Regions from separate parts of the Homo sapiens genome. Here region 1 is linked to region 2. Evidence: chromatin loops called from intact Hi-C (ENCODE). Cell type or tissue: OCI-LY7. All regions are shown on one strand. Links, peaks and the distances in the headings refer to the core of each region. The heading gives the core; the rest is flanking DNA.

The links. Hi-C counts contacts between places; a loop is a spot of excess contacts. Peaks named below come from ENCODE experiments on the same cell type or tissue, not always from the same donor. Only the 100,000 strongest peaks of a DNase experiment are listed, where the experiment ranks them.
Region 1: a loop joins it to region 2, with 2.1 times the contacts of the local background. A loop is called at or near these places in 2 of 110 quality-filtered maps.

The regions. Positions count from the first base shown.
Region 1 is chr10:33,094,816-33,097,741 of GRCh38, reverse strand. The region is part of intron 1 of IATPR (ITGB1 adjacent tumor promoting lncRNA); the gene reads left to right. Among named protein-coding and RNA genes, the nearest start is that of IATPR, 21 kb to the left of the region's middle. RefSeq lists an enhancer at 1,110-1,775. In OCI-LY7, for the core only: no CTCF peak of the experiment used is centred there; DNase peaks (open chromatin) are centred at 1,151 and 1,621; H3K4me3 peaks cover 2,121 bases; H3K27ac peaks cover 2,500 bases.
Region 2 is chr10:33,149,960-33,152,885 of GRCh38, reverse strand. No RefSeq gene overlaps it. Among named protein-coding and RNA genes, the nearest start is that of IATPR, 35 kb to the right of the region's middle. In OCI-LY7, for the core only: no CTCF peak of the experiment used is centred there; DNase peaks (open chromatin) are centred at 1,345 and 1,795; H3K4me3 peaks cover 913 bases; H3K27ac peaks cover 2,492 bases.

The DNA.
Region 1 (2,926 bases), core at 99-2,598, 55 kb after region 2:
TTTCTACCAAAAATACTAAAAATTAGCCAGATATGGTGGTGCACACCTGTAGTCCCAGCTACTTGGGAGGCTAAGGCCAGGGGATTGCTTTAGCCAGGGAGGCAGAGGTTGCAGTGAGCCAAGATCGTGCCACTACATGCCAGCCTGGGCAACAGAGTGAGACCCCATCTCAAAATAGAAGAAGGAGAAGAAGGAGAAGGAGAAGGAGAAGAAGACAAAAACCTTTAAAACATATAAGAATGCAAACCAAAAAAATTCTAAGCCCCCCAACCAACCAAATGGATCTCCCTTTTGGCAAAAATGATTCCAAAGAAACCTGAAAAACTAATTTAGACCATGATCGGAAGTGGGGGGCCGTTGGACATGGCTCATTATATTCTCCCCCTTTTAAAGATCTGAATAGCAAGCATTTGCCATCTATTGTATCTAAGGGCTGCAACCTACGAGACTTCATCTACATAATAAAAACCTTGGTTTCTACAGCCCGTTATCTTAACCCAGACACTCTTTTCTATTGATTCCCAGTCTTTAGATAATAACTTAACTCTTTAAACCAATTGCTAATCAGAAAATCTTTAAATCTACCTATGACCTGGAAGCCCTTTTCCTCACCACCTCCCCCACAGCTCCACATTGTCTTGCCTTTCCAGACCAAACCAATATGTACCTCACATGTACTGATTGATATCTTATGTCTCCCTAAAACATATAAAACCAGGCTGTAACCCAACCACCTTGGGCACATGTTCTCAGGACCTCTTGAGGTTGTGTCACAGATCATGGTCCTTACATTTAGCTCAGAATAAATCTCTTTAAATATTTTACAAAGTTTGGCTATTTTCATCAACAAGAATTAACAACCATATTCTGATTATAATAATTACTGTATGCCTGACAGCATCCTGAGAACTTTTCCTCATGCAATCTTTCCAACATCCTTCTTGAAAAAATTCCATGACTTCTCCTCCACTGTGGACCAGCACAAAAGGGCTTCTGAGAGTTTTGGTAATTTGCTATGGGCATAAATCTAATGCCTTGTGGAGCTGTGGCTTTCTGAGACCCAGGTCTTGCATACTTCACAGGCCATAATTGTGAGCATTACATGACTGTCTTCTCCTCTGATTTATGTATGAAGGGACTCCAAATATATAAGAAGATGCTACCACACCCTGGGAGATTGGATTCCCCACTGCGCTGGCTTTCTCAAGCTCTGTGAAATGTGATGTTGGCTGGAACTTATCATGAAGAGCTTTGCTGTAAAACAGATCTGGGGTAAAGTGGGTCTTAAAAATCCTTTCTCTATACATCCATGTAGATAGAGACCATCTCCATTAACAGAAGAGGGAATGATGCCATTCTTATAAAGAAGCTGTACTGTGGGCACATTTATTCCTAAGTTGATAGTAGCTATTTTAACTATGAAAAGGATCTGCCCAGATGAAAGAGGGGCTGCCTGTGGAGCACAGCTGGATGGGGGAAGCAAGGTTTTCTGCTGGGACACCTGGCTTTGTTTATCAGGGGCTTTATTGAGACTTCTCTGTTTCATCACCCCATTCATTTCCTACCCATTCTTCTATATCTCTGCTTTTCTTTTGCAAACGTTTTTCACCTCTCCTCTTCTGCGTCTTACTGTCACAATGATCACTCACTGATAATTTAATCAAATGTGTCTAACGTCTTGAACTGACAAGTGAAATAGTCTCACAAAAATAAAATGGGGAAATGAAAATGAATAGTAGCTTAAAATGATATCTAGCCAACTTTCAATTTCCCCGTTACACTGACAGAAACAGAGAACACAGTAGCAAGAAGATACTCCAAAGAAATTACTTAAAATATCACTTTACCTCTCTCCCTAATCACCTGTTTAGCAAATGATAATACCTAATTTATTAAACTGTTACTTCATGAGTTTCAAAATGGGCAAATAATTAATATGAGATAAAGGGAGAAAATAAGCAAAAAGAGATATAAGACAATTTATATGCTACACTATGCTATAAACATACTATGTTATGTATAATTATACATATTTAATATATAATTTTCATTATATATCACAGATAATTACATTTCATATATTATATGCTAATATGTGACATATTATGGTATAGAATAATTATATTATGTATCAAATGTGTGTGTGATATGTATTTATGTACTTTTAGTCTGAAGAGTAAAATTGCATCATAAAGATTCTTACTGAATTTCCTTGATTTGGTAAAATCACGTATTCAAGTGCATATGTTCCAAAGTGCTGTTCTGTTGATATAATAGGAAAAAAAACCCTATTATCACAAAGGAATTGGGCTGTGTGTACAGTTAACTCCAAATCATTATTTTACCCTATATAGCATTATTTTTGAGATTTGACACAATTTTCCAGAGGAAAAATTTTAAATGCAAGAATTAGATCTTACCCTTTAGGACAACCTGCTTGCTGTCTCCCAGACAGTGTATCTTATTTCACATGTGCCCTGTATATTATGGAATTGCCTCCCTTGGAAAAACAACCAGAAAGCCCCAGAAGCACGTGGTAGAGGTAGTCAGGTTCATCTCCAAGTAACAAAGGAAGCTGAGACCTGGGTTAATAAAACAAGCCCAATTTAGTCTGCTCTTGTTTGGAAATTTCACCTTCAAAGGTGTTTTCTGGCTTGAGTTAGATTTAAGTTTCTGGGTATAAGTAGTGGAAGTTGTTTAGATATCCAGCATTTAGTAGACTCCTTTGTGTATTTGAGGAATTCCCTAATTAGGTCTTTGTATTAGTCTATTTTCATGAAGCTGATAAAGACAATTTACAAAAGAAAGAGAGGTTTAATCAACTTACAGTTCCACGTGGCTGAGGTAGCCTCACAATCTTGGCAGAAGGCAAGGAGGAGCAAGTCACATCTTACATGGATGGCAGCAGGCAAAGAGAGAGAGCTTG
Region 2 (2,926 bases), core at 316-2,815:
ATACTTGTGGCCAAAAAAAAAAAAAAAATAGGTTTGTTAACCAGCTACGACAAGGTTGATGGAACACCACGGGAATTGTGGAGCATCTCATTAAGATGGGGTTGCAGCGGGGCTTGTTATGGGTTTTGGGCTTGTGCAGAATGATTTTTAAGAGGGGCTAGGGAAGATGGAAAGCTCTATATTGGACGCTGCCATGAAGAACAGGCGTTTAGAAACTAGGTATGCAGCAATCATTATTCAGGAGGAAGAAGAGTGAAGTGGGGCTGAGGGAGTCACTGGGAAAGAAGTCGCCATTAGGTAGGAAAGCAATAATTGCTCAAAAGGACAGAGGTTGCCCATCCCTCTGCAGCTGTGGGATGGCCTGGGAGGCACGCTGTAAATTTATGTGGTCTTGGCCAAGTCCCATCACGAACTTTTTTTTTCTTTGTAGATTCTATTGGGAACATCATAGTCTGATAACCAGCAGGTCTAAGACTTGGACTCAGGGTCCTGTTTCCTTGGAAACAGCAAAGTTAAGATAACTGTGGAATGTTGTGTTCAAACTTCTTATCGTCTGGTTTGGAAACCGAGGCTGCTTCCCTATGTCAAAGTGACCCATGAGGCTTGGCCCCTCCACAAGAACGGGCTGCCCTTTCCCATCAAAGCGAACCAAACAGCAAACTTTCTCAGAGCGTGGGATCTTAGAAAACATGGGTTCTCCACAGTTTCACTGAGGTTGGTTAACAAAATCAGTTTTTTCTGGTTCACACCTTCTACTACCCTTCATCCACTCACCATTGCTGACTTCATGCTCACTCGTCTTGCTACTAGATTCACAGGGAACGTGGTTGCATTCTTGCCCAAAGAAAGTACAAATATGATAAAAGATTTCAAAAACCTTTATATCTTTTTCTTATTTTTTATTTTTTAGAGACAGGATCTCATTATGTTGCCCAGGCTGGCCTCGAACTCCTGGGCTCAAGTGATCCTCCAGGCTTAGCTTCCCAAGTAGCTGGAACTAGAGGTGTGCACCACGCTGCCTGGCTCAAGACTTATATTTCTGAAACACCTGTTGTCTCCAGAACTGAACACAGTGCCTGGCACAAAGTAAGTACCTAATAAATGCCTATGGGATAAAATGCCATAGGATGAGAGATATTTGGGAGTGATATAGGACTTCGGCATGTCTCAGCCCACACTGTGTGGATAGCTCACACTGTGTATTTACAGGTCATTTGTTGCAATAATGGTCAAGTTCCTTTTTCAGTAGCAAGTTCTCTCCAATGTCAGGTGGATAGGAAGGCAAATGTGGTATCTGCAGCTGTGTCCTGTAGGTGTGGCCCTTGCTGGGAGTAAACATAAAACATGGTCTTTTTCTACCATTCACATCCCTAAGGCAACATGCCACAAATGACCAGCACTTTCAGCATTGCTTCTCTTAATGTGGTCTCCACACCACCTGCACCAGACTCACCTGAGATGTTTGTTTTTAAAAATGCAAATTCTCCTCTCCACCCCAGATCGACGGAATTGGAAACTTTAACACTGGAAACCAAGGCCTGCAGTTTTCACAATCTTCCCCACGCAATGCTTGTGCATGCTCAAGTTTGAGAACAACTGATCCACATGATGTGACTTTTTTTTTTCCTTATGGTCTCCTCATCTAACAAATCAACAGGAATGTATTGATGCTGGACAGTCATTCACTTGTCCACTCAAGCAACATTGACTGAGTGTCAGGTACAGAGGTAACCGCACTGAAGAAAATACTCAAGGTGCCTACAGTTGCCCAGGAAACCCATCTGTCAAGGTTGTTTGCCCTGAAGAGAGAGAGGTTTTGTTTGACTTTGTTTAGATGAAAAAGATAAAAATGGCATCATGCTTCCTGACCAACAATCAGAGATGTTAATATTTCCAAGCTAAGCTGTTGAACAGGGTTACTTCTCAGAGGATGGGTTTGGTTGGGAGGGGGTAGTGTAATAAACTTGATTGCACCACCCCAATTTTTGTTGTGCCCTCTCTCCCATCCACTCTCCACCTCCGAGGCTCTCAGCGGAGAGCTCAGTGCACAGCCTAGTACCCTAGCCATTGCTTCCTCTCCAGTGGACTCAGCTTCTCTCCTGGCACCTGCCGTGGTGGGAGCTGAAGCACGAAGAACTATAGATCCCATGCCCTGGCCCCACATGACCAGATCCCTTGGAGGGTCTGCTTCTCCCATCCCTCCCAGACTTCAGTGATGTTCAAGGATCTCGCTTGCTCAAAGCCTACAGGCCCTGGGATGCCCGCATGGGGCAAACTGGCCAATAAAGAACAAGACAGGCATCGCTGTCGTTCTTGGGCTCCTCTGCTTTGGGATCCTATGTTTCTTAATGTACTGTCAAATTTAATTATAGACTAAAGACATTTGCTGATGTGTAGGTACTCATATTTTCCATATCTCTGCAGCTGTTGGAGGATATGATCTTGCCAAATGAGAGATTAAACCAAGAAACAAGAAGTCACAGGATCTAGAACACACAGGCTCAAAAATAAAACGATGGCAAAAGGAAGTTGAGCCAGTTCTCTGAATTCCTTCTCTGCTACTACATGACCTCTCTAAGGGCTGAACGAAAGAACAGATGAACTAAAAATGCTTTGAAAAAGTGTTTGATAGCAAACATCCTCACATTGACTGGCCTGCAGAACAGAGCCTTAAAGAACAAATAATCTTACATGAATTTAGTGCCAACTGCAAGAGGATGACCAGCATTTTCTTATCAATCTTTCAGCTAAGCATAGAATTTTAGGCTGGGGCCAGGCACGGTGGCTCACGCCTATAATCCCAGCACTTTGGGAGGCCCAGGTGGGCAGATCACCTGAGGTCACGAGTTCGAGACCAGACTGACCAACATGGAGAAACCCTGTCTCTATTAAAAATACAAAATCAGTCCCAGGCGTGGTATCACGT